Linked DNA regions of Mus musculus: regions 1, 2, 4, 5 and 6 are each linked to region 3. A link is a loop called in an ENCODE intact Hi-C map of the cell type or tissue named here. Cell type or tissue: heart. All regions are shown on one strand. Region 1 has its middle 11 kb from the start of Gm41818. Region 2 holds the start of Gda (guanine deaminase). Region 3 has its middle 67 kb from the start of 4930554I06Rik. Region 4 holds the start of 4930554I06Rik (RIKEN cDNA 4930554I06 gene). Region 5 has its middle 37 kb from the start of Gda. Region 6 overlaps Gm45918 (a long non-coding RNA gene).

Region 1 (4,000 bases), 700 kb before region 3:
GGAGACAGCCTTGTAAGCAGCAGAGTAAACAAAACATTAAAGGCAGAATCCGGTCAAGAGAAGGACCTGGGAGGATTAGGGACCATGACAAAGATGGTGCCTGAATGTCAGGATCTCATAGAAAAGGAGTAAAAGTTAGGATAAAGTTATTAAGTGGCAGTTCCCTACCACCAACATGAGGGCCCCAGAGTCAGCAAATGGAAACTTGAATGTAAGAGATCACACATTAAGGTTAAATGGGGATTAATAATGAAGGTGGCCAGAGTTTCCTTGTTCTGCAGAAGTTGGGGGTTTAGGACAAGGTGAAAGAATAATTACACAATATGAGAAAAGAGGAGGAACCAGCAAGAGCCCTGTGTGCTTTCCAGGGGAAGCAACGGATGAACGGAGGCACATAGCACAGACACCTTAGCAGTGAGGTTACATCTGGGCATTGAACTACAGGAGTTTCCATCCTGGTGTAGTGGAGCATTCCTATAATCTCAGCAACCAGGAGGCTGAGGCAGGAGAAACAGGAGTATAAGGCTAGCCTGTACTACTTGGTGAGATCCTGTCTCAAAACCAAAAACAGAAAGGAGTTTTCTGAGGCACAAATACAGAAGACAGAGTTTCAGCTTCAAGAACAGCATGTGCAGAGGTAATAAATTAAAATCAAGTGCTGCGGCTGGAGAGTAATAGAGGTGGGGACTGCCAAGCTGTATGCATCAGAAAAGGTAAGGGCTTTAGGCATCCCCAGAGCAAAGCCAGGAAAGCACGTTGTGCTCTCTCTCTCTCCCTCTCCCTCTCCCTCTCCCTCTCCCTCTCCCTCTCCCTCTCCCTCTCCCTCTCTCTCTCTCTCTCTCTCCCTCTCTGTCTCCCTCTCTATCTCTGTTTCTGTCTCTCTCTTTCCCTCTCTCTCTCTCTTCCTCTACTTTTCTTTCTCTGTCTATATCTCTGTCTCTCTGTGTTGCTGTCTGTCTGTCTCTGTGTCTGCCTCTGTCCATCTGTCTGGATCTTACTATATACTCAGAATGACTTTGAACTCACTGTGATCAGGTTGTTTTGATCAACTTAAAAATCATTTTTAAGCTACAGAAAAAGTTGCAGCAATAAAGAAATTTCATGGTGGCACATTTGAGAGGCTGAGGCAGGAGGATTACAAATTCAACGCCACCTTGGGCTACAAAGTAGGATCCTGTCTCAAATATCAAACCAAAATAAACAGAAACAGATTTCATAGAGAACCACTCCAATTGCTAACACTTGCCATTCTCTCTGCGTTTGTGTCCACACTCTATTCACGGGACACTTTGACACTCAATAAATCACATATGGTCACTGAAGTGACTTTTTAGCTCAGTGATAGATCATTGAGCTGGTGTCCATAGGTCTATTGTCCGTGCCTAAGATCAATCCACAGGCTTAGAAAAAGGAAAGAGCCCAAAGATAAGATGCTCATGAAGATAGGAAGGGGTAGTAGGTGTTCCTCTAGAACTGCAATAACGGGCCACCAGATCAAGGCAGCCTTCCTTTTTAGGTGGAAGAGAGAAATGTTAGGAGAACACTTTTCCCAGGTCGGTGCATCTGAGGGAAACTCTGGTTTGAGGATTTGGTATCTTAGTGGTAGAGGCTGTGGCAAAGCAGAAATTAGTGATAAAACAATAGAAGGTGTATAAATATTGCCTATATACACATACATAATCCTGTTTGTATGATAAGCATGATTTCAAATCCTTTAGATAAATCAATTATTTTAACTCTTGTAACAATCCTTCAAAACTAGATAAGCTTCCTGTGTCTGGAGGCTCCCAAGAAGGGACCAGACAAGAGAAATGTACTGTGATGGATTATCTTTAAAATTGTGCCTTGTTTGGTCAGAAACCTTAGAAGTTAAGAGAACTGGCTACTCTTATAGAGGACCTGGTTTTGTTTCCCAGCACCTACATGGTGGCTCATAACTATCTATTACTCCTGTTCTAGAGGATCAATACCCTCTTCTGATTTCCCTTGGCACCAAACTCACACAGACAGGCAGGCAGGCACACATGCATACGTGCAAAACTCATACACACAAAATAAATATGAAACATTTTTGAAAGAAATTTGGAATATTTCACCTCCATTTACACCAGGGGATAGCTTGCTACTCTCCAGACCTCCAACCTTGGCTGAAGCCTGTATTCATCTCTTATGGAAATTCATGTCTGTAAAGGCTTTTGGTTATATATTATATTAGCATCGTCCACATCAACAAGAACTAACCTAAAATGTGAAGAGTAGGAGATACTTTTGATTACAAATTGCTTTTGAATTCGATAAAGCAAAGTGAGGTCCAGAAATGACAAGTCATTTTAATTTTTATTTAAAGATGTAAAATGGTTTAACTATCACTGGCATGAAAGCCAGTATTTCCCAAGCGCCCTCTTGTGGCATGGATTAATGATTTCCAAATTCCTGTTAGATGGAGACCAGGGAAGCAGATTTCCCTTTTCCGTGCTGGGCACTGAACCCAGGGCCTTGCACTTCCTAGGTGAATGCCTGTGCACTATAGTGCACACCTGACTCTAGCTGTGTAATCACAGTGATTTCGGTTTAGCTGCTGTGGAAGCCTGCAGCTTAAAACCTTCTCACTGTCCTGGAAACGCTGGAAACAAATCTTTCAAAGGCATAAGAAAACAGATAATTTCTCATGTTGTATACAAAAGATGGAAGACAGCTAGCTCAAGGCCACCAAAAATGTAAATGCCAAGATGAAGAGCAGAGCCCTTCACAGTGCCTCTGTGGCCTTACTTGCAGCATGATGAACTAGAAGAACACTGTCTGATCTAGTCCTCCTCAGAGTGCTGATCTGGGAACTCTATGAGTTCTGCAAAGTTCCCTGTACCGCCATTGCCTCTGACAGAGGACAGCACAAGCGAAGTGGACAAGAGAGAGTCTTTGAAGATCGACGATTTCCTTTGCAGTACTCAGCATACCCCAAAGATGGCCTTTAAGGAAGTGAAGGGAAATAAGCAGGAGAAAGCAGACCTCACAGGGTGCTGAGTTTATTTTCAAGAATTAACCTGTAACTGACACTTGGCAATGCTGGGCATCAGCTCCCCATCCCTCAGATGTCAGGGCATTGCGTGTTGTTCTGTGTTCTGTGGGCCTTTGTCACTTGAAGGTGAAGCTGAAGCCAGACGAGTCTAAGTGTCTGGGGTCCCCGTTACTAGTGAGTTGAGGCAGAAGAATCACTTGATTTTGGTTCTGAACCAGGCTGGGCAACAGATGACTCTTATAAGTAAAGCTGAGCAAAGGAGAAATAGCAACCAAGACAGAAATAGGAAGAGAAACAGAAAATGCAGGGAAGGGGCTGAAGAGATGCTCAGGGAGCTGGCTAGGTGACTGCTCTGCACTGTGGGGACCTGAGCTTAAGGATACAGTCATGGTGGCATTCTCCTGCACTTTTACCTTAACATGAGGAAGGCAGAGACAGGAGGATCCCAAAGACTCAACGGGCAGCTAATGGGGTTGAATCGGTGAGATGCAGCAGGTTCAGTGAGCTACACACACAGTCTTTTCAAGAGCAAAATTGCTTTGAGTATCACAAGAATCTTTGAACTCTTTGATCAGGGTGGGGAGGGACTGCTAAAGACTGGGGAGTTTCTGAAGTTGGATTTAATGTATCTCAATGGAAGGTCATAAGCCTAGAGGAGCCAGGGGGAGGAGGGATATGGCTTGGACATGCAATATTCTCCATAGGCCCACATGTTTGAAAACTTGGTGCTCAACTTGTGCTGCTGTTTGGGAAGGTTGGGAAATGCTTAGGAGGTGGAGCCTTGATGGAGGAAGTGGGACACGGGAGCTAGACTTTATACACTGACCCATCTTCCTATCCCTTCTCTGCTTCCCATGTGTGGATGTAGCATGAGTATCCAGGCCCTATCCATAGTACCACGCCTTCCCTGCCTCCTGCCATGTATTCCCTGCCATGACGGACTGTATTCCTTTGGGACTGTGAGCTAAAAGTCAACACTTTGTA
Region 2 (4,000 bases), 440 kb before region 3:
TACAAAGAAAGAAGTAATTATTTTACTATTTATCTTCAAAAGTAATCTTGTAAGAGTCTTAAAAGAATCACAAATCTAAACTTTTTTTTAATAAAAATCAGTCATATCTACCTTAAATCTTCAAAATGTCCATCTATTCATCAGCAATTCTTTTTTTTTTTTTTTTATTTCAACAAAAATTTTTATTTATTTATTTATTTATTTATTTATTTGAAACAAGGTCTTACTATGTAGTGCTGGTCCTCCTGGAACTCACTCTCATCAGCAATTCTTAATCTATCATATCAGGAAGCTGAGGACAAAATGAGTATAAGAAATCAACCATCACCAGTCCAGCTGCAGTGAGAGTCACGTCAGCCAGTGCTGCCATAGTTCTTGTTCCCTGACCTTACAAGGTCCCTAGCTTAACTAATAAAAGTGTGCCTTTCTGAACTTCATATTGTCTTCTAAGGTTTTTTTGTTTTGTTTTTCCTTTTCTTTCCTTTTTCATCAGAGCCAGTAGTAAAAACACCTCAACCTAGCTTCACTAGCAACTTTATTTTTCCAAATATTTTCTAAGGGTGGTAGTCATTGCTGACAATCTACGTCTTTAAATTCTCACAATGTACTACCTGTAAACATACATAAAAATGTAAATGCAACTTAAGTCCATTTGGTATTGTTCATAAGGATATGTTTATAGATGTGACCATTCGGTACTAGATATCTAATTACAGGGCTCATCCCTGACAAAGACTGACTCGCCTTCTCAGCCCTCATTAATTGCCTGTAGCACTTCATCTGGAGAGGTCTTGTGGGATTTCCCGATACCAAGCTTGATTGTCAGCTAATGTTAGTGCTCAGGTGTAGCCTCGTGTAGGCTACTATGTTATTGAGATCACATGGTGCAGTTTTCCTGCATATAGAAGACACAATCTGGAGGGAATTTAGTAGGAAGAGTGGGGGTAGTGAGTAAATATGATCAAAATACATTGTAAAAAATGATCAAAGGAATAAAATATTAACATTAAAAAGAAATGGTAATAAACATATGGGAGAAAATGACACTCTTAAGGATGGATATGACCAGTGAAGGAAAAGGATGGATTCCTGGGACGGGAACTTCTGGATAGGGGGAAGTTAGCTCTTGGGCAGGGGCAGTTACTGCATGGAGTTACAACTTAAGGCAAAGCAATGAAGAGAGGCTGCCCCATTTAGATTCAGAGCAAGCCCATTGCTGTGGGGAGCAGCAGAGGAAACCTGGGATCCACACTTTGAAGGTAACCAGAAAGTCCTGCCTGCAGGACCTAACTCGAGGAGCTGGAGGCTGTTGTGGGGGGAGGGAACCTGGACAGGTTTTGTAGTGACTTGGCCCAGGTTCTGATTTCATGAAAGGAATGGAAGACCTCAGACTGTTTGGTAGCTTGCAGGTGGTCTTTAGATTTCTACCCTTGTACTTCAGCTGCTGGGAACTTCATTTTCTCCTCTTTTACAACTGAATAAATAAAATTAGTTTCCTCAGACACAAGACAAGTTAGTCGTGGTATTGTATGTGGATGGGCAAAAGGACTAAAATATTGACCTCGGTGGAAGAGAGGGACTTTGAGATCTAGATTAACCCTTGGTGCTGGAGATCCCTGTAAAGTTCCACATAAGTCAAGCTTCCAGAACCCCAGCAAACAATGAACACATAGTATGCATCCTTCAATCTCAGGAAAGGAAACTGGCCACAAGGTGTACAGCTCAAAGTGACCTTTCACCTGTCACCACGTTTATGCAAGTTCAGAATTCTGGTGCTCAAGTTGAGGGGATGAACGGTCCTAGGAGTATAGAAGGCTCAGAGAAGACAGTGTAGGTGCACAACGAAAGCAAGTCAGAGTGGCTTGATTTCGATAACTCAAGGAGTTAACACATCCAAAACCAACGCAGGGGTGGGGAGGAAAGCCACACCCCAAGGGAGCTGGAGCCAACTCAGAGGAGAAAAATCCTATTGGCATCCAGGAGGCAGGGAGCCAGCCCCTGGGCGCGGCCTGCAGGGGGCAGGCGATCGCCTGGGGAAGCGGGGGCAGAACGAGCCCCAAGAGCCAGCAGCTCCCGCTCCGCAGCCGCAGGAACCGCTCTGCGCCCGCCCGGTGCGCCCTCCTTGGCCAGTGAACTCGCGCTGCCCTGCTGCAGCCATGTGTGCGGCTCGGACGCCGCCGCTGGCGCTCGTCTTCCGAGGGACTTTCGTCCACTCCACCTGGACCTGCCCCATGGAGGTGCTTCGCGATCACCTCCTCGGCGTGAGCGACAGCGGCAAAGTGAGTGGGCACCGGGTCCCGCGCACCGCGGACAGGTGGAGGGACCCTGGCGAGGCACTGCGCGTTCAGGGTTCGCTCCTGTAGAGCGAGCACGGTGGCTCCAGAGTTGAACTTTAGCGTTTGGCTTCTAGAGAAGGCAGACTGACTGATCACTAGGTTTGTAACCTGGCTAGGGCGGAATGACATCCCAGAAGCCTGGAACAGTACTCGCACCGCACTGTAGGCATCCCTAGAAAAGGTGGTTGAATTTCTTGAGACAGAGCTGACCAGGGTGGCGTGGGGATCAGTTGATTAGTGTTGTCTGCTGAATTTATCAGGTAGAATAAGCAAAAACATCTGGTCTCATTCGCAGGCTCTTTCATCAAACAATGCATTAACACTACATGTTACACAAGTTTAATCTTGGAAGGGACAGAACTGGAAAATCTGTCTCTGTCTCTGTCTTCTCTGTCTCTCTGTCTCTCTCTCTCTCTCTCTCTCTCTCTCTCTCTCTCTCACACACACACACACACACACACACACAACACAGCCATTTGAATCAAAACAAACGGTTTCATTTTAAGGTTCAAAATGCCTTCTATGATTATAGCTTTTATACCCTCCCCCTACAATTAGATTTCCACAAGTGTCCTTTGATACCTGGCACTTCTTTGTCCACCCAGATGGTGACAGTGTACATTAGTAACATCCTGGCCAGTTTGATAAGTGAAGTCATTTCATTTTGGGGGCAGAATGGGATTTTTAATTGTTTCTCAAAGTATACCAGTCTGTGGTCTGCCAAGTTGAAGATGCTGTCATTGACCATGCTGAATTATGACTTAGATTTGGGAGTAACCAAACCTGATATTCTTAAAGATTTTTAAAAATGTGTGTGTGTGTGTACATACTCAAAGTAGCATGTGTGGTCAGAGAGCAACGTGTTCTCTTTGTTGGTTCTCTCCTTAATCCCCATGGATTCCAGGAACTGAATCCAGGTCCTCAGGCTTGGTGACAAGCACCTTGGTGACAAGTACTTTTTACATGCTGAGCCACCACACAGGCTCCCAATCTTGTTTTCTTGTGGGACTTGATTTTTTTTTTTTTTTGCTGTTGTTGTTGTTGGTACATTGGGAAGCAGGATGTTGCGTTTCCAAGGTGATAACATTCTCAGAGCTCACCTAACGGAGAGACTTCAGTAAACCTGGAGACCTGCATACATATCCACTCCACGCTTTGGGCTGTGATCCTCAGCTTCAGTGAACTAACTCCTCCCTGTGTAAGTCCCAGGAAACCGAATACAGAGCCTGAGAGGCTGGTGAGAGAGAGGAGATGCTAGTTTGGCCATAGAAGCTTTTCAGCTCATAGCTTTCTTTTTGGAATTAATCTCCTATTCCCTCAATTCTAATAAGTAATGGATGCAACAGTATATTTGGGGGGCATGATGGAAATAAGTAAGAAAAGGAAGTAAGTTATCATAAAATTAATCTTTCCTTGAGTTTATACTGAAGAATAAGTGTGTCCTGAACATGCAATTAGTGGTTGAGTCAGAGAGCCTACTCCTCTGGGAGCGTGCTGAGACTCTCGGTTTGCAGAGTGTGCCCTTCCCACATGAGACAAAATTAACCAGAAATTAGCCACAGAGGTTGGCTAGTCAAGATATACAGCTGAAACTCTCCTTTGTCATTGGATTGTTAGCTGTTGCTCTCCTTCTGAGTGTAAGACAGTAAGTTACCCCTTCCCTG
Region 3 (4,000 bases):
GGAGACTCTCTAGACTCTGTTTCCTGTTATAACCCAGGCACATAACTAGTATTCGTTTCAAAAAAGAAAAGAAGGAAGGAAGGAAGGAAGGAAGGAAGGAAGGAAGGAAGGAAGGAAGGAAGGAAGGAAGAAAGGAAGGAAAGTTGTCCAGTCATTCCATAGTTGTCTACTAAGCTCTCCCTGTGTACAGTTTGCAAAGAACCAGAATCAAAGAGTCACAAATGAAGGTCAGTTTGCCAGGGTCACAAGTCACAAGGGATTTAGACAGATATTGATAGCATTGAATAGGTGAAAGGGTTATAGAATGTGTTGTCCAAAACAGAATATTATTTGAAATGAAAATGTGTGTTGTTAATTGTACTGGGGTAGCACTACATCAGGACTTGGGCAAATGGGGAGTTCCTCCAATGGGCATTTACTAGGAGAGGGAAAGTAGAAGAAAGAATGGGATTCTGAAGCCTACTCCATGATGGATGGTTAAAAGGGGCCCAGAGACCCAGAGAAGCATGTGGGAACCCTCTGAGCCGACAGAGATGAAGTCCAGTGCAAGTGGGGACCTGGAGATACATGGTGGTTTCTCTGTCAATATACTGACTGATTCACACGTTTGCTTTGTGGGCCTAAAGAAATGTCCGTGTTGTCTAGGTGGCTTAAAAAAATTGGGATTTGCAAGAGCAGATGTGCATTTAAAAGAACCAGTCCCCCTCCTTAAAGTAAGGAATTATCACTAAGCAGTGCGTGTCAGCCTTTGTCTTCCAAGAATGGCTTTTAAAGAATACCAGGAGTCTTGTGCCCATCTGTCCTGATTACTGGTTCGAGGGTGGATCACAGCCAGTTTGCCAAGGCTGAGACTCACACCAAAGGAAGCCTCTTGTGGTGAAGGATGCTTGTAAGGCCACAAAGTAGCCCGGGTACAAAATGGTAGAGCAGAGGTCTTGGCCTGTGATCTCTAAACTGGAAGAGATTTTGGATCTCCTGGAGCATTGTTAAAATGGAAGATTCTGGACACCCCACTCAGTAGGTCCTGGGTGGGAAATAACCTTCTACATCTCTATGTTCCCTGGAGGTGCTGCTCCGGCGACTGTATTTGGAGATTTACTGAGCTAGAGGATTTGGTGGCAGACGATCTAGAGCCAAGGATGAAGGAACATGGTTCCAGGCCTTTTACCATTTTCTGAATTTTGCAAGGGAATTCACAGGTGGCACCACACACAGATATTTAGTAGGCAGCTCCCGGTCAGACCATACAAAGGTCATGAATTCAGGGCTGGAAGTGTAGGAGGGGTGATCACATGTAAGTCTGACGATTGCTAAGGCCAGGGTCATAGTGACAGGATCGTCCAGTTCCCTTCTGTGACTCTTCCTGTCATTTTCAAAGCTCTGTCGTCTTCTCAGTCCTTCAGACCATGCTAACATGCCCGCCTGCGTGCCGTCCTTCTGCTCTTGACCTATCTCCCCTCCTCCCTCTCCTGTCTTCTTTGCTCCTTCTTCTCTTCCTTTACACCTTTCTCTACTCCTTTGGGTTACTCTACCCCTCAGGCCTGATCTTGTGCAGCCTGTGCAAGCCGTCTTCTCCCAAAGCACAGAGCATCGTGTATGCTGCGTGTTTGAGTGACTGTTGACTACATGACCATTTTCTTCTAAATTGATGGTCCTGTAGTAACCAGTATGCTCCATTGGGCATCTAGGGCTTATCTTAAAGCGTAACACTTCAATACATTTGTCAGCCTTCACCTTCCAGGGGATGCGTTAAAGAATAAAGATGACAGGGTTCCACAGGCATGTTTATCAGGTCAGGTAAGGAGACGGCAGTTGTTAAAACAGTGATGCAATTGCAGGAAACTGGACAAAGAGTTGTTAATATTTATTTAGACATTGCAGCAGGTCCCAAGCGCAGGTTTGCCAGCGCTGGCAATAGCGCCATCTGGTGGAAAGAAAATTTTTTTAAATTCAGTGCAAACTTAAGTCAGGAATGCTTAAACAATAATACTCTGGGAACTTTCTGCCGTCATTGTTGTTAAAATATAAGCAAAACTCCTTTTTCTTTTTAAATAGAAAATATAGATTCTTTGGGGGGGGGTTGTGAATTGCATTTATTGAAAAGACTGCTCAGGGTTTGAACAGAGAAACATTCAAGTTACTGTAATTAAGTAGGGTTTATGAGAAGGACAGATGTTGGCCATAAGGAAGCTGGGATCTCCACCCGTCACTAGCCCCATAGAAAAAAAACAGGAGCAGGTGCATAGCTCAGACATTGCTTTGTGTTCAGAGCTGACTGGTCAAGGAGGATATTGTTCATCTCTGGCTGCTTCTCTTACTACCCCACCCCTCCATGCTGGAGGGAGGGGTGGGGGGTGGGGGAGGGGGGAGAAGATCTTCAGTCACTGTCTGTTTTTCTTCTGTCCTAGTCAGCTCTCCCTGCTGTCCAGCCAGAGTGGGCACTCTCTCCATTTCTGTGTTTTGGATTTCTGTTGTTTGAGGTGGAGGTGGGGGGAGGGGGCGACACACTATCTTCTGCCACATTGGGCTGTAGTCTTTACTGACAAGGACATGGCCATTGCAGGCAGGACCAATATGTCTGAGAATAGAGCCACCCCTCTATGCTGAGGATGAGGGCCGAGTGACGATAGGAAAGATCTGAAGAAATGGTCAAGAAGAAAGCTTTTGGACCTTCGAGGCAAAACAATGAATTTGGGAGGGAAAGGTAAGGCAGACATTGTGGTGGGCACAGCAGACGCCTGGTGAAAGAGAGGGCTGGCTTCGTGAGTTGACTCCACAGATCTCCTGTTGCTTCCGTGTTTTCTTTGGCAGCCCGGGTGTTTTTTTTCATGCTGCCGCGGTCAAAGCAACTTCCTCAAAGACACTCTGTTGGCCTGCTGCTGTGGAAAGGGTGGGCCCTGTAGCCCTTTCCGGGTTTACTGCTTGTCAAGTGCCTTCAGCAAGAAATATCAATATAAACCGGCGTGGTCTTTATGCTTCACTGTCAAAATGAGGTAGAAAATGGTTGGAGTTTTGTTTGTTTGTGTCTGTTTTTAAAAACTCTCATAGAAAAATATAAGCTGTGGTACCACCCACAGAAGAAACCCCTTTAGAGAACGGAGGCCTGGATGAAGCTGGCAGGCGGCCTCAAGCTGTACAGCAGGGTTGCTTCATTTCTTGGTTGTTCCCCCTAAAACACGAATCCCCTTTGTTAGGTTCATTTGACATTTATTTATTCGTTGCATGGCACAGTGTGTGTGTGGAAGCCAAAGATTCATGAGTTGGTTCTCACCTTCTACCATTTGAATTTTGAGGATGAAAATCAGGTCTTTCAGCTTGGTGGCTCACACCTTGCACATGGAAGCCATCTTGCTGTCTGTAGTATTTCTTTCAAATTCAAATGCATGGATTTTTTTTCATTTAGGAAAGAAATGGTAGGAGTGTAAATGTGTGCTGTGTGTGTTTGCATGACTGATTTTATGTGTCTCATGGCTGTATTTCTATTTGAGGTATCTTCCCCTTCTGGCCTCAACTTACCTTCCATCTCATCTTTATGACCGATCTCCCCCTGATTTGGGGAATTTAGAATGGTTAAGAGTCTTCGTACAATGTTGGGAACGAGAAACAGATTCCAAGTTCCTTTCTGTTTCCTTCCCAGAGGCTGTGGTCCTCCTTCCAGGGCAGTTCAACTGGGCACTCAACTAGACAGTGTTAGCACACAGTGCAGAGGGAACAATGGCCTCACAAGGTTTCTAGGAACAAATGGATGTTCTGGGCTTAAAGGGCCCATTTATTTCTGCTTGGTGAGATTGCCTCACACAAGGAAGTGTGCAGTCCCACCCCTGGGGTTCAGACATCAGGACTCCAAAGTAAACAAGTCTCAAGTGCACTTCTGAAGCAACGCGACTGTCTCACTGATCTTTTCCCATCATCCCATCTCTTGCTCCCGTTTCCTTTCCCTCTGCGAGGCCACCCAGAGGAATCATAAATCCTCCTGTCCAAGGAAGATCAGTCATTAGAA
Region 4 (4,000 bases), 69 kb before region 3:
GGAAATTTAGGGAGTGAGATGGGGCTGCATCTCCGTGCCTGAGCAGCGGGTAACCTGGGGGAGACCTGAAGGCCCGGCAGGTGAGGGGAAGGACAGAAGAACGAGGTACTGGGAATGAGCGATGTCAGGCTAAAGACAGGGGTGAGAATCTGCAGAAGTCTGAGACAGCTTAGGACATTAAAGACACTCAAGGCAGGGAAGGGCAATCAGTCAGTTCTTCTGCAGTGTAAACTGAGAAGGGTGAGCAGGCTCAAGCAGGAACCCTGAGCCAGAGATAACACAGTGCTTCACAGCCCAAGGTCAGTCCTCTATCCCCGAGGACAGTGAGCTTGCCACTATTCACTCCCTTCCCTCCAGGTCACTGAACACCACACCACACCCCCCCCCCCAACACACACACACACAAACACACACACACTGTCCTTGATCCTGATGATTGTAGACGTGACATATTTTACTTCTTCACTGATTGCAGAAACCAGTGGAGACTTTGCAAAACATCACACACCTTTCTCTTGGGATTTGGGGCACCCGTACTTAAAAGGAAGCATAGACTTTGAAAATGGAGGGGGGCGGGGGGTTAGCAATATATTTAATCTGAAATCATTCCGACAAACAAATACACCAACAAACCGAACCAAGCAAGCAAGCAAGTAAAACAAACAAAAACCAAAAGCAAGCAAGCCGTTTTAAGGATAAATATTGTCATCTGTCTGACTCTCTTGACTGTAGTAAGCTTCTGTTTAATGTTTAGCTTAGTTCCTGGTTAGGCAGGAGGAGTTTGCCCAGTGTTTATTGGATCACTATGCTTACTTTGTTAATAATGGCAACAACACTTCTGGAGGGCATAATAATCCACCATAAACTGTGTAAGGAGGTGAGCTCATGTGATCATTATAACAACCGGAGCTCAAAAGAAAAAAAAAATTAATTGTTTGCCTGTTACACATTTTATCTTACCCTTAACCCATTATTCTGCCTTGCTTTCTGTCCCTCCCATGAAAGCAAATTGATAAAAAATTATTTCCTATCTCATGTGTTTAGTCTCACTGTAGGTGAGATTTAAAAAAAATCACAACTGATAGATGGAAAGTGTGGTTACATATTTTCAATTTTTTTTAATCCTGCAATTACAGACTAGCAATAGAGCGCGTGCCCTTCCAGGTGCAAGCTTGCTTTTGCAAGTTAGGAAACATGGCCACCTGGCTGTTTGGTGCAGAGCCGAGGTCAAACCTAGGACGCTACCTTCATACACTGTGGTGATCGCAGAGACACACACAGGTTAATGTTTATGCCTGTTGACTCAGTGTCTCGAAGGACACGCCACCAAATCTTCACAGCCAGGCCCTTGACTGTGGTGTATTCTCTCCTTTAGCTTGTCTTATGTAGAAGGATGCGTCAGCTGAAGGCTGACTTCAAGGGCAGAAGAAATAGCATAGTCGAGCAGAACAGCATGTGTGCTCGCCTCTTCTTCCATGGCTGTACTTGGCAATACTATCCAGGTGTCCACGTCCAAATATAATACCTTGTTTTTCTTTTTCCGCTGAAGAGGAAACAAAGTCCTAAGAGGCTAAATGTTGCATGGGACTTTGTTAGCCAATTCAACATCTGTTTGCATCTTTAAAAAAAAATGACTCATATCTATTCCTTATAAGTAGGGCAGGAGGGCAGCTGGAATTTCCCAGCTCACTCTGTGTCACTGCTTCCTGCTGCTCTTTGTCCTCCCAGGCATATTTTATTGGCAAAAAGAAAAAAAAAAAAAGAAAAAAAAAAAAGAAACAAACACTGTACTACCTCGGGGCAGCTGCCTGCGCTGACTCACGCCTCTTCTGTTTGTGTTGGGAAAGCTGCGGGCAAAGCAAGGACCTTCCTTTAATTACAGTGTGAATAACCAAATGCATTCTGAAACTTTGTTACTCAATAGCTCACCCAGAAGGAACACTGATGGTATCCAGCCAATCAAAGGCCATCTGCCGACTACAATCGGAGCTTGTCACTGATGGCAAGACCCAGTGGGTGGATCATCACCAAAAGAAGGAAAAACATAGTATGAGTTGTGTTTCTATCTTAAAACAAAACAAAAGAAAACAACCCCAAACTGATCAAACAAAACCCCCATTCCTCCTCACATGTCCTCAACCAAAGCTGAGCATCTATTGGCTTGATTTATTCCTGAAACTTGAAAACCTATGTACTCAATTTGGAAGGAGGAAGGCAAAGGGGGTGTGTGGGAGTGGGGACAGACAGAGACAGACAGACAGAAAAAGAGAGACAGAGAAGGGAGGGGAGAGAGAGTGGGGGAGCAGGATCTACAAAATGGTAACATTGAACACCGGAAGAAGAAGAAGAGAGGACCTTGTGAAGATCTAGTCAATTCTCCTGACTGGGGTTCTCATTTTAGGACTCAATTTAACACACTGCCCTGCTCAACCTTTATTGTTTCATTTCCTATGCAACTTGTCTTAGACAGTGGCTTTGTTCTGATGTCTTTAATACATTCCAGTGATTCTCTATGTCAAACAGAGAAGGGGTGGGGCAAAAAAAAAACAAAAAAACAAAAAAACCCCAAAACAAAAAACAAAAAAAAAACCCTCAATGGATACAATTAAACTACCTCTACATGTTCAGATTTTTAAGATCCTACTTAATTGAGCAAGCTCTGTTTTGCAAAACTTAATCTACAAGAGAAGAAATAAAAATTTAAGTCAGTAAGATTAACTTCTCAGTTCATTCGTTTACTTTTAAATGTTGTATTCTGACCCAAAGCATTTCCCCATCCCTCCTGGGTGCTTTAGAAGAAAGTAAATCAGGCGTCTAAACCCAGAAACAAACTCCCGTGGAAAACCAAACCAAATCACGATAAAAACAAGACCAAAGAGAATAACAATAACAAAACTTTCAAATAGCCAGCATGCTTCTAGTTAAGCCAGCAAGGCCTCCGGGTGGGCAGACACAGGTACCCATGGACATTGCGGGTGAAGAGGTCTTCTCTTCTCTTCCTGGTTGTGTCCTGCCCACAGTGTAACCCTAAGCAAACACCCAGCACAGGCCATGGAGAGAAGCTGAGTCAGGCCTTGGCGATGGGCCTAATATCACATTTGAAGTGGGTTTTCTTAAGCACTGGATGAGCAGATTTACCCCTGGGGGTCTTCCCTTGACCCCTAGCTGGTCTTCCTCTTGAGAGCGAGGCTAGACTGTGGCTCCAAAGTCTCCCAACTTAAGAGTCCAGCCCAAGGTGCTCCGTTGCTTGTCCTTGGGTTCTACTGATTTAAAAAACAAAGATCTTCTCAAACCTTGCTTAAAATGGAACCTTCTGGATTCTATCTCCAGACACTACCCCTGTAGCAGCCCTGTGGTGGGGCCCAGGCATCCACCCCGAAACCACAGGTTGATATTCTGGCATTTCCTGGTTTGGCTCTGATCCTTTGGGGTTGTTTACCAGCCCAGCGTGCGCGAGAGCTGCAGCCTTTCCTCAGCCCTCCCCCATGCCAGTGACTCACTCCTGGGGTGGTTACTAGTGCCACTCTGGGCATTGAGGAGACTGCCTGCTCCCTTGATGCCTGCTGGCTTTACTGTTTGTTCCCTCCTTGACTTGTCATAGGAGAGTATGTTATTGTTCCTCTTGCTCCTGCTATCAGACTACAAGGACCAGTGTGGTTTGCATCACAGAAGGGGCGTGCCCTTGGTATTTTCCTGTTCTATCTACTGTACTCAGGTTCTATTATCACGTGATGGGGCGGGGTGGTACTGTGGCCTCCAATAGAACCTTGTGACCTCAAATACCCGCAGATGGTCCCCTCACTTGTTTTCTGAGTCATGAAGGAACCATCCGTTGATACAATCCGACAGTACTCCCGTTTTCTTCCACTTCTTGCTCTATCGGAATTCTGGGCAGCTCTTTCAAAGACTAAAAGTTTGTAGCTGCCTCAGATTATATATTGGAATCCTAGTCCCACAGAGGTGGTGTTAACAGATAAAGTCTATGGAAGGAAGCTAGGAT
Region 5 (4,000 bases), 470 kb before region 3:
TTTAAAATTTGTAAGAATTTTGTTATCTATTCTGGCTTGCTCTTCATTCCAAACAAAAAACAAAACAAACAAACAAACAAAACCCCCAAAACCTTCAGAATCTATTTGTTTAGTGCAAAAACTCTGGTGCCATTAATGAAATAGTTCCTTTATAACATTAAATCTTTGGCTTCAAATAGTACTAGGAATATTTTTCAAATAAAGTCTGTCAAGTTTAATACTAGATGTACACTTTATTGTTAAAGTTAAGTGTTTCTCAGTACAGGAAAAGTAGTTTTCAGCCTTTTGTGAAGTTTTCTTACTTTTAAAATGATTTTTTAGTGCATACTCCTGAGTTTCCAGATGTGCTATCATATCTGCTCCAAATAACAATAGTTCAGATTTGCTGTTATTTTTATTACTCTTATTTTATTTAATGCTGATAGTAACCCCAAAATAAAATAAGAAAGACATCCCTCTTTTTCTGATAAACCTGGCCTTGAAGCCCAATCTCTTGAAGCCTTCTCAGGACCAAGGGCCTTTCCTCTCATTGATGTCCAACAAGGCCATCCTCTGCTACATATGCAGCTGGAGCCATGGGTCCCTCCATGTGTACTCTTTGGTTGGTGGTTTAGTGTCTGGGAGCTCTGGGGGTACTGGTTAGTTCATATTGTTGTTCCTTCTATGGGGCTGAAAGTTCCTTCAGCTCCTTTCGTCCTTTCTCTAGCTCCTCCATTGGGGACCTTGTGCTCAGTCCATTGGTTGGCTAAGAGCATTCACCTCTTTGTTAGATACTGGCAGAGCCTCTCAAGAGACAGCTATATCAGGCTCCTGTCAGCAAGCACTTGTTGACATCCAAAAACTCCACCAGAGAACTCCTACAGCTAATAAACAACTTCAGCAAAGTGGCCAGATATAAAATTAACTCAAACAAATCGGTAGCCTTCCTATACTCAAGGATAAGCAAGCTGAGAAAGAAATTAGGGAAACGACACCCTTCACAATTGTCACACACAATACAAAGTATCTTGGTGTGACTCTAACCCAACAAATGAAAGATCTGTATGACAAAAACTTCAAGTCTCTGAAGAAAGAAATTGACGAAGATCTCAGAAGATGGAAAGATCTCCCATGCTCATGGGTTAGCAGGATAATATAGTAAAAATGGCCACCTTGCCAAAAGCAATCTGCAGATTCAATGCAATCCCTATCAAAATTCCAACTCAATTCTTCATAGAGTTAGAAAGAGCAATTCTCAAATTAATCTGAAATAACAAAACACCCAGGTTTGTGAAAACTATTCTCAACAGTAAAAGCACCTCTGGGGGAATCAACATCCCTGACCTCAAACTGTACTACAGAACAATAGTGATTAAAAAAACCTGCATGGTACTGGCACTGCGACAGGTAGGTAGATCAATGGAATAGAATTGAAGATCCAGAAATGAACCCACACACCTATGATCACTTGATTTTTGACAAAGGAGCTAAAACCTTCCAGTGGAAAAAAGACAGCATTTTCAACAAATGGTGCTGGTTCAACTGGTGGTTAGCATGCAGAAGAATGCAAATAGATCCATTCCTATCTCCTTGTACAAAGATCAAGTCCAAGTGGATCAAGGACCTCCACATAAAACCAGATACACTGAAACTAATAGAAAAGAAAAGTTACTGTGCTTAATAGAGGTCCATATCTTGCTGTACTTGGCTCTTGTATACAAGGCTAAGTGAACTCCCTCGGAAGACCACAAGGTGGAGTGTGGAGAGAGCCTGGGCAGCTTTTCTGATCAGTAGCATGAACCAGAGCTTGTGTGGAGCCATCTAGCACACCTCTCCCTGAAATAAGAGACGGGTTAAGTGGATGAGACTTGGGGTCCAAAATGTTTCTCGGATATTCTTCAGACATGTATGCACTTACAAATACACAACAAGGCTGTCTATAGATGCATACATTTCTATACATGAATCATGTAACTTACACAAATATGAAATCATGCAGTCCATGCTGTTTGGCAACTAGCTTGCTTCTCTTGTGGACACAGATCTAATCTTGTAGCTACACAGACACCTTCATCTTTTTAAGCTCTGTAGGAGGTGCCAGAAAGATTTCTGTCTGCTGCAGTTGTGTTTCTTTACTTATGAAAAGAAAATGACTCTTGTCAAAGAAAAGATTTCCATGCCTCCACATCTAATGAAGTATGTGTGTGGTATATTTGTGTGTATATGTGTTTGTGTGGTGTGTATGTGTGCATTCACATGTGTATGCCTGTATATATATGTAGGATGGGTGTGTATGTATATGTGTTAGTGGTGTGTGTATTTTGTGCATGCACGAGTCTGTGGGTACACATTCGTATGCATATGCCCATGAAAACACCATAAAAAGATGTTGGATGTCTTCCCTTGTGGATCTCCACTCTGAGGTAGGCTCTTTCCCTGAACTGGATGCTCAATGTTTCATCCAGACTGGCTCACTAGTTAGCCCCCCAGGACCCAGCTGTGCCTGCTCCCATGGGCATGCACCCGTGACCAACTTTTATGTGGACGTTGGAAATTGAACTCAGGCCTGCACGCTTCTATAGCAAGTGTTATTACTCACTGAGCCACAGTGAGTTCATTTCCCCACACATCTAATGTAGACATCCCTTGCTGTCATCTTCCTTGATGTGTGTTCTTTGTCGTTCTTATGGGGTGTATTTTCTTTGCTCCAAGCTACATAGCTTTAAAAGAATCGAGTCATGATTATAAGATAGAACAAGGTTCATTTTTTTTCTTGCTTTTTTTTAAAAAGTTTTTTTTTTCAAGCTGCCTGTCCTTGGATTTTCTGAAAGCAGGGGAAAAAAGCTCAAAAATGTTTAACTTGATGTTTGAAGAGGATATCTACTAATTATAGTTTGCAGGCATGTGCAACAAAATAACACACATGTGGATTACAGCACTTGGCACTCTGCTCACTCTGAGTGAAGTAGGCTATGATTAGTTGAGAATTATGTGGGTAGGACACAAATGAAGGGATTGTAACAATTAAGTGAAAAGACGTCGTTTTCTTCTTTTCATGTCAGTACATTTTAACGCCTTTCAGAAGCCAATCTCACTTAATTGAAATCGCTACAGGAGACTTAGGAGTACCTGTTCCAAGCTTTTAGTAACTTGTATAATTTGGAGCTGACACTGGGGACCAAGATTACAAAGCATAATGTTTATGTTGGTTAGGATGCAAAATGGACAGAGAAGAATGGAATCTCAGACACCTTGGGTTCTGGATGCCATAGCAAATTCATGTAGAACAACTGGTTTGATGGGACTTTTTCATGTCTCATCTGAGGGAGGGGACATATAAGGTCAAGCTGCTGGCAGACTCGGTGTTCTGCTGTGCCTTCTCTTTCTGGCTTATAGACAGTGGCTTCTCACAGTATCTCCACATGGGAAACCAAGGGCACTCTGCTGCCTCTGTCTGTAGTGGCCTTAATCCCATTGTAGGGGTGCTACCCTCAGTACTTCATCTACAATATGAACTGTCACACCTAGTCAATGTGGTGCTGGGGATCCAAGCCACAGAACCTCATGTGTGCTAGAATAACACTTTGTCATGCATTTCTCATATTAGCATAAAGACAAAATAAATTACAAACAAAATACTAAGTAAGATGTAAAACCCATAAAACTTAAATTATGTTGACCAGAGACGATATTTTTCTCACAGTGAATTGGGCAGATTAACTGGAAAAACACCAAAAGTATTTACTAGTAATTTCTATCGATAGTCAGGGTCCAAAGCAATTAAGTTTTCTTGTAAATCTAATGGTTAGGATCTTGTTAATGACTCCGAGTCGGTGAAATTGTTCAAGTGCCAATTTTAATGAAATATCCTAACTGAATTATCTTACTTACTTGAAGATGTGGTAACCACGTTGCCTTTGCCCTCTGAACGCCACATTAATTATTATCTAGTTATATTACTAACAGAAAGTAAAACCAAAAGTTTACCAGATGAGTTATATGTTAACTACCATTCAAAAAT
Region 6 (4,000 bases), 140 kb before region 3:
ACATTTTGTTTGTTTTGCCTTTGATTCTTAATCAAATCCACTGGCCTAGCCCTGGCAAACCCAACTAAGGAGTTAGCTATGGAGAAAGGAGGCTTGCTACATTGTAATATCTTTGCTTGTCTCCTGTCTGGTAAAGTCATTACATACTGAGTAATGGAGATTTTCTTGGTTTCTTTCTTTGGAAGGAATAGATGTTAGATGTCAGTTATAGCAAGATGGGCCATTGAGGCTTAGGACTCACATTGAACTATCCCCCTAGACTGCTGGCTTAGCATTGGATAAGATCAGACCTGAGGGCAGCGCAGCTGAAGAGGTGTTTCTTGTTTAAGACCATGGGCATACGAAACTTACAGTAAACAATACAGGTAATTTCTGGGTGTGGCCCTAGTTTCTTCCAGGGCTTTCGTTTCCTTCTCTATTTTTGTCAGGAGAGACAAATATGGTTCACATGGGAAACCCATTTTGCCATCCCTCCCACCCCCGTAATGAAATGGTAAATTTTTAGGACTGGATGAGCAATGTGAAGACGCTGTTCCTTCTCCAATACTAATGTGGACAATACCATGCCGTGGACTCTTGTTGAGGACTGTGTTGCTGAAATGTTGTACGATGGCTTGATCGCGTAGCCTGGCGCTAACTTGGAAATGAGCTCCACATAGACTGAAACTCCCTCCCTTCTCTTCCCCACTGCTACAGTCTTCCTTCTACCTTCCTCAGTCCTCTCCCTTTCTCTTCCTCCTCCTTGCTTTCATCCAACCTTTCTGGATTATTGGTGAAGCTGTTGTGAAGGCTGAGGTACCAGGGTGGTGTGTGCGCATGCGCTGTTGAATGAGTTCTGCCGTGCGTTAATTCTAAAAATGCTTTTTCTTCTAGGAGTTGCTGTAATCTCTTTCTCTCGCACAGAGAAAACAACTGGACTCTTTGTTGATTTGACTATTTCATCTCCGAAACGGAGGCAGGGAGGGAAAGAGGAGTGACTTAAGAAGGAATTTACAAAGGCAGACTGAGGAAATTTAATTTTAGCTTTGAGAAGTTGAAGAGATGCAAATCCCCCTCCCTATGATAAGTTCAGAGAGGTGTGTGAACTGCGTTTTGTCTCGGTGACAAGTGTGTTCCCTGATGAAGCAGCCCTGCTGAGGAGGTGGATTCGCTGGAAGTGGCTGGATGCCAAAACAGCAGCATGTCCACGTATTTTTTTTTTTTTTAATAACTAGCCAAAATCAAACTGATTCTCTGTGGACCACGTATGGTGTTGTCACTTTTCTTTCTTGTCTCTTTTGCGTCTTATCCATACCTACCATTTCGTTTATGTGTTTATTATACAAACACATATTTTCTGTGTGTTTCTATATGTGTGTGTGTCAGGAGGCAGAGGCTGGCCTTCTGTGTCTTTTACAGTGACTCTCTACCTTAATTTTTAAGACAGGGTCTCTGACCCGGAAACCTACTAATTCACATAGGCTAGTCTCTATTCCCTTTGATGTTAGGGTTATAGACACTGGTACCAGGGATCTGAGCTCAGTTCTACACGCTTGGGCAGCCAACATTTCACTTACTGACCCATCTCCCCAGCCCCTGCTACTTACTTAGTAGTCTTGAGACAGGATTATCTCATGTGTTGTATGCTGGTCTTTTTTTACCTTAGCCTCTTCTGTACCCTAAAACCAACAACAACACAGCATGTGTGTGGTGGTCAGAGGACAAATTGCATGAGTCTGTTCTTTGCCTCTGCCATTCTGGTTCCGGGCACTGAATGGAGATCATCAGAAACTTGGCCCCACTCAGTCATCTCTCCAGCTGAATTCGTCCTTATTTAAGTGTACATTTATTATAAAATTCTTTATTCACGTGGTCCCAGTTTGAACATTCTATCTCTGCCCACTTGCATAGGCTTCTACCTTGCTTGTCTACGCTGTTGCTATTCTCTTTCTCTCTTCACTGCTTCATTTCTTATGTCAAGCTTAATCATAGGCAAAATTGTGAACTCTCACTTCCCCCTAATCCTCCAAGGCCTGGATCTGATGTGCCCCACAGTTTCTGTTTTATATTCTTCATTGTTATTGTGTTCTTTTTCCATCAACAGAAGAAACAATATGACTCACTTGCCCCAGTATTATTTTTCTATGATCTCCCTCTTAATCATTGCCACAGTGTTCAGATAAATGAATGAAATGAAATGAATGAATGAATGAATGAATGAATCAAAGTGAATGTTAGGGGGAGACTTGTGGATGTTCCAGGGACCTGTCCCACGGTACTGCTTCCTCTGCCCTTTGTGGAGCATTTGAAACAGTGGGGATGAGGCTTTGAGAACCACTTTACTTCCTTTTTCTGGGCCTTGCGGAGGGTGTGTGTGTGTGCTCAGAACCTCCAGAAAGGAAGGAAACATCTGGGTAACAAATATTGAGGCAGTCAAGCTGGACCACACATCCCAGCAGCCCTGAGAGGCAGGAGGAGTAGCTAGCTGCTGGAGCAGGCTGCTTGTTTAGCTCCTCAAAAGATTTCTGCCCACAGATGTGTCTCACCCTGAGAAACTGGTAGGACTGGTTTGTAATAGCCATGATCTGTTTGGATGCAGGTGCTGTTGTCTTACAAAGAGGAGACTTAGGCGGCTAATCCAAAGAACTGACAGATGTTGCCCAGGTGTGGCGAATATCCTCTGGCACTCTGGGGGCTCTGATGACAGGGAAATTGCTCCAGGCATATTCAATGCCCTTAGATGTTCTCCACTGACTTTCAAAACTCAGGAACACCATTATAGAAAGCCGGTCCCAACCACTCAGAGGATCAATACCTTCCTTATGCGCCCCCCGCCCCACATGAACCCCCTTCTATGAGACCACACTACCTTGTAATGGGTCTTTCATCTGCCTTTCTCTTTAGTTCACGCCGGTGGTGACAGATTATGCACTTAGACTATCCGCTGAGCCGAACACATCTCCAGCCCCCAGGATGGATGCCTAGCAAATGCTTCTTGGGTGCATGAATACAAGAAGGTTATTTAGTAAAGCAGACAATGGAAAACTTATGCCATCGCAGGTCTAGACCCCAGAAGAAGCTTCAGGCAGCTACATGAAAATAAAAATTGTCTTTGAACTTAGGCTGTGTTTGAAGGCCTCTGAATTAACGGAAATCCACAAGGTTATAGAGCTGCATTATCAGTGGATGGAAGGGAAGGAGGAGAGAGAAACTGACTCACTCCTTTGAGCTGACAAAGCATACAAATCACTCCAGACAATGGAGAGAAACAAGGCACTCAGCCACGGAAGTCAGTGTGACAAAAGGGGTCTGAGCAGACGCCCTCCCTCCGGTACTGAGCTTGCCCTGTGTCTCCATGTGGATGTAAGCATCTGGACTGTGTGCCTTGTGGCCCCGATGTTGTGTCCCTCCACCTTCTTTAGGAAAATACAACCAGAGCAGAAGCACTGGAGCAGGTCCTGGCATGCACTGCTGTATGTAGGAGAGACATAGGAGGGCAGGATGGAAGTTTACAGTAGAGAGCAAAATGCCACGTTCCACCCGGAAGGGAGATGGTTTGCGAGGGATGATTTCCTTTCTCACCAATAGGTAAGTTATCTTCCCGTATTACTTGAATTTTTAAAATTACCTTCATGAATTGCTTTGATAACAGAGTAAAATGCACCTCCCAGTAGGGTAGGGATGACAGGAACAGTGGGAGGAGTAACTGATGAATGTTTGCACTTTGAAGAAAGGCTGCCTTCGAGTCTGCCCTGGCTCCAGAAGCTCTGATAGCATGAGCTGGGCAAGGGAGAGGAAAGTTTGTTCAGGATTCCTGTGTTCAGGTCTTCAGGGTCCCACCTCTGCTCAGTCAATGATGAAGTCTCCCAGCTGTGTTAACTGCCTCTCCGAACGCCTGCCACCCCGTTGCCCTTTTCATAGTCTGTGTACTTCCTGTTCAATGTCAACTTCCTCCCCAGTTGCTTTTGACTCCCTGCCCCTGACCTAAAGGATTCATAGCCAACTTCCCAGCCTTCCAGAC

The links. A loop is a pair of places that touch in the nucleus more often than their neighbours do. Peaks named below come from ENCODE experiments on the same cell type or tissue, not always from the same donor. Only the 100,000 strongest peaks of a DNase experiment are listed, where the experiment ranks them.
Region 1: it touches region 3 in a loop (2.8-fold over the local background); 9 of 42 quality-filtered maps call a loop at or near these places.
Region 2: it touches region 3 in a loop (4-fold over the local background); 3 of 42 quality-filtered maps call a loop at or near these places.
Region 4: it touches region 3 in a loop (2.5-fold over the local background); 5 of 42 quality-filtered maps call a loop at or near these places.
Region 5: a loop joins it to region 3, with 4 times the contacts of the local background. A loop is called at or near these places in 3 of 42 quality-filtered maps.
Region 6: it touches region 3 in a loop (6-fold over the local background); 7 of 42 quality-filtered maps call a loop at or near these places.

What each region holds. Positions count from the first base shown.
Region 1 is chr19:21,732,798-21,736,797 of GRCm38, reverse strand. No RefSeq gene overlaps it. Among named protein-coding and RNA genes, the nearest start is that of Gm41818, 11 kb to the right of the region's middle. In heart, a CTCF peak has its summit at 2,405 (motif pointing left); no DNase peak of the experiment used is centred here.
Region 2 is chr19:21,470,647-21,474,646 of GRCm38, reverse strand. It overlaps Gda (guanine deaminase), which reads left to right and starts at 1,986. Exons shown (of 14, transcript NM_010266.2): 1 at 1,986-2,279. The coding sequence starts at 2,157. In heart, a CTCF peak has its summit at 2,008 (motif pointing right); a DNase peak (open chromatin) is centred at 2,006; H3K4me3 peaks cover 1,016 bases; H3K27me3 peaks cover 2,707 bases.
Region 3 is chr19:21,035,516-21,039,515 of GRCm38, reverse strand. It overlaps a transcript of Tmc1 not described here. Among named protein-coding and RNA genes, the nearest start is that of 4930554I06Rik, 67 kb to the left of the region's middle. In heart, a CTCF peak has its summit at 1,908 (motif pointing left); DNase peaks (open chromatin) are centred at 2,255 and 2,825; H3K27ac peaks cover 309 bases.
Region 4 is chr19:21,104,253-21,108,252 of GRCm38, reverse strand. It overlaps 4930554I06Rik (RIKEN cDNA 4930554I06 gene), which reads right to left and starts at 3,543. Exons shown (of 2, transcript NR_126458.1): 1 at 3,501-3,543; 2 at 2,715-3,260. In heart, no CTCF peak of the experiment used is centred here; DNase peaks (open chromatin) are centred at 1,862 and 3,492.
Region 5 is chr19:21,508,056-21,512,055 of GRCm38, reverse strand. No RefSeq gene overlaps it. Among named protein-coding and RNA genes, the nearest start is that of Gda, 37 kb to the right of the region's middle. In heart, a CTCF peak has its summit at 1,729; no DNase peak of the experiment used is centred here.
Region 6 is chr19:21,174,128-21,178,127 of GRCm38, reverse strand. Gm45918 (a long non-coding RNA gene) reads left to right here. Exons shown (of 9, transcript XR_877753.3): 5 at 2,884-3,567. Among named protein-coding and RNA genes, the nearest start is that of Gm45918, 35 kb to the left of the region's middle. In heart, no CTCF peak of the experiment used is centred here; a DNase peak (open chromatin) is centred at 2,447; H3K4me3 peaks cover 345 bases.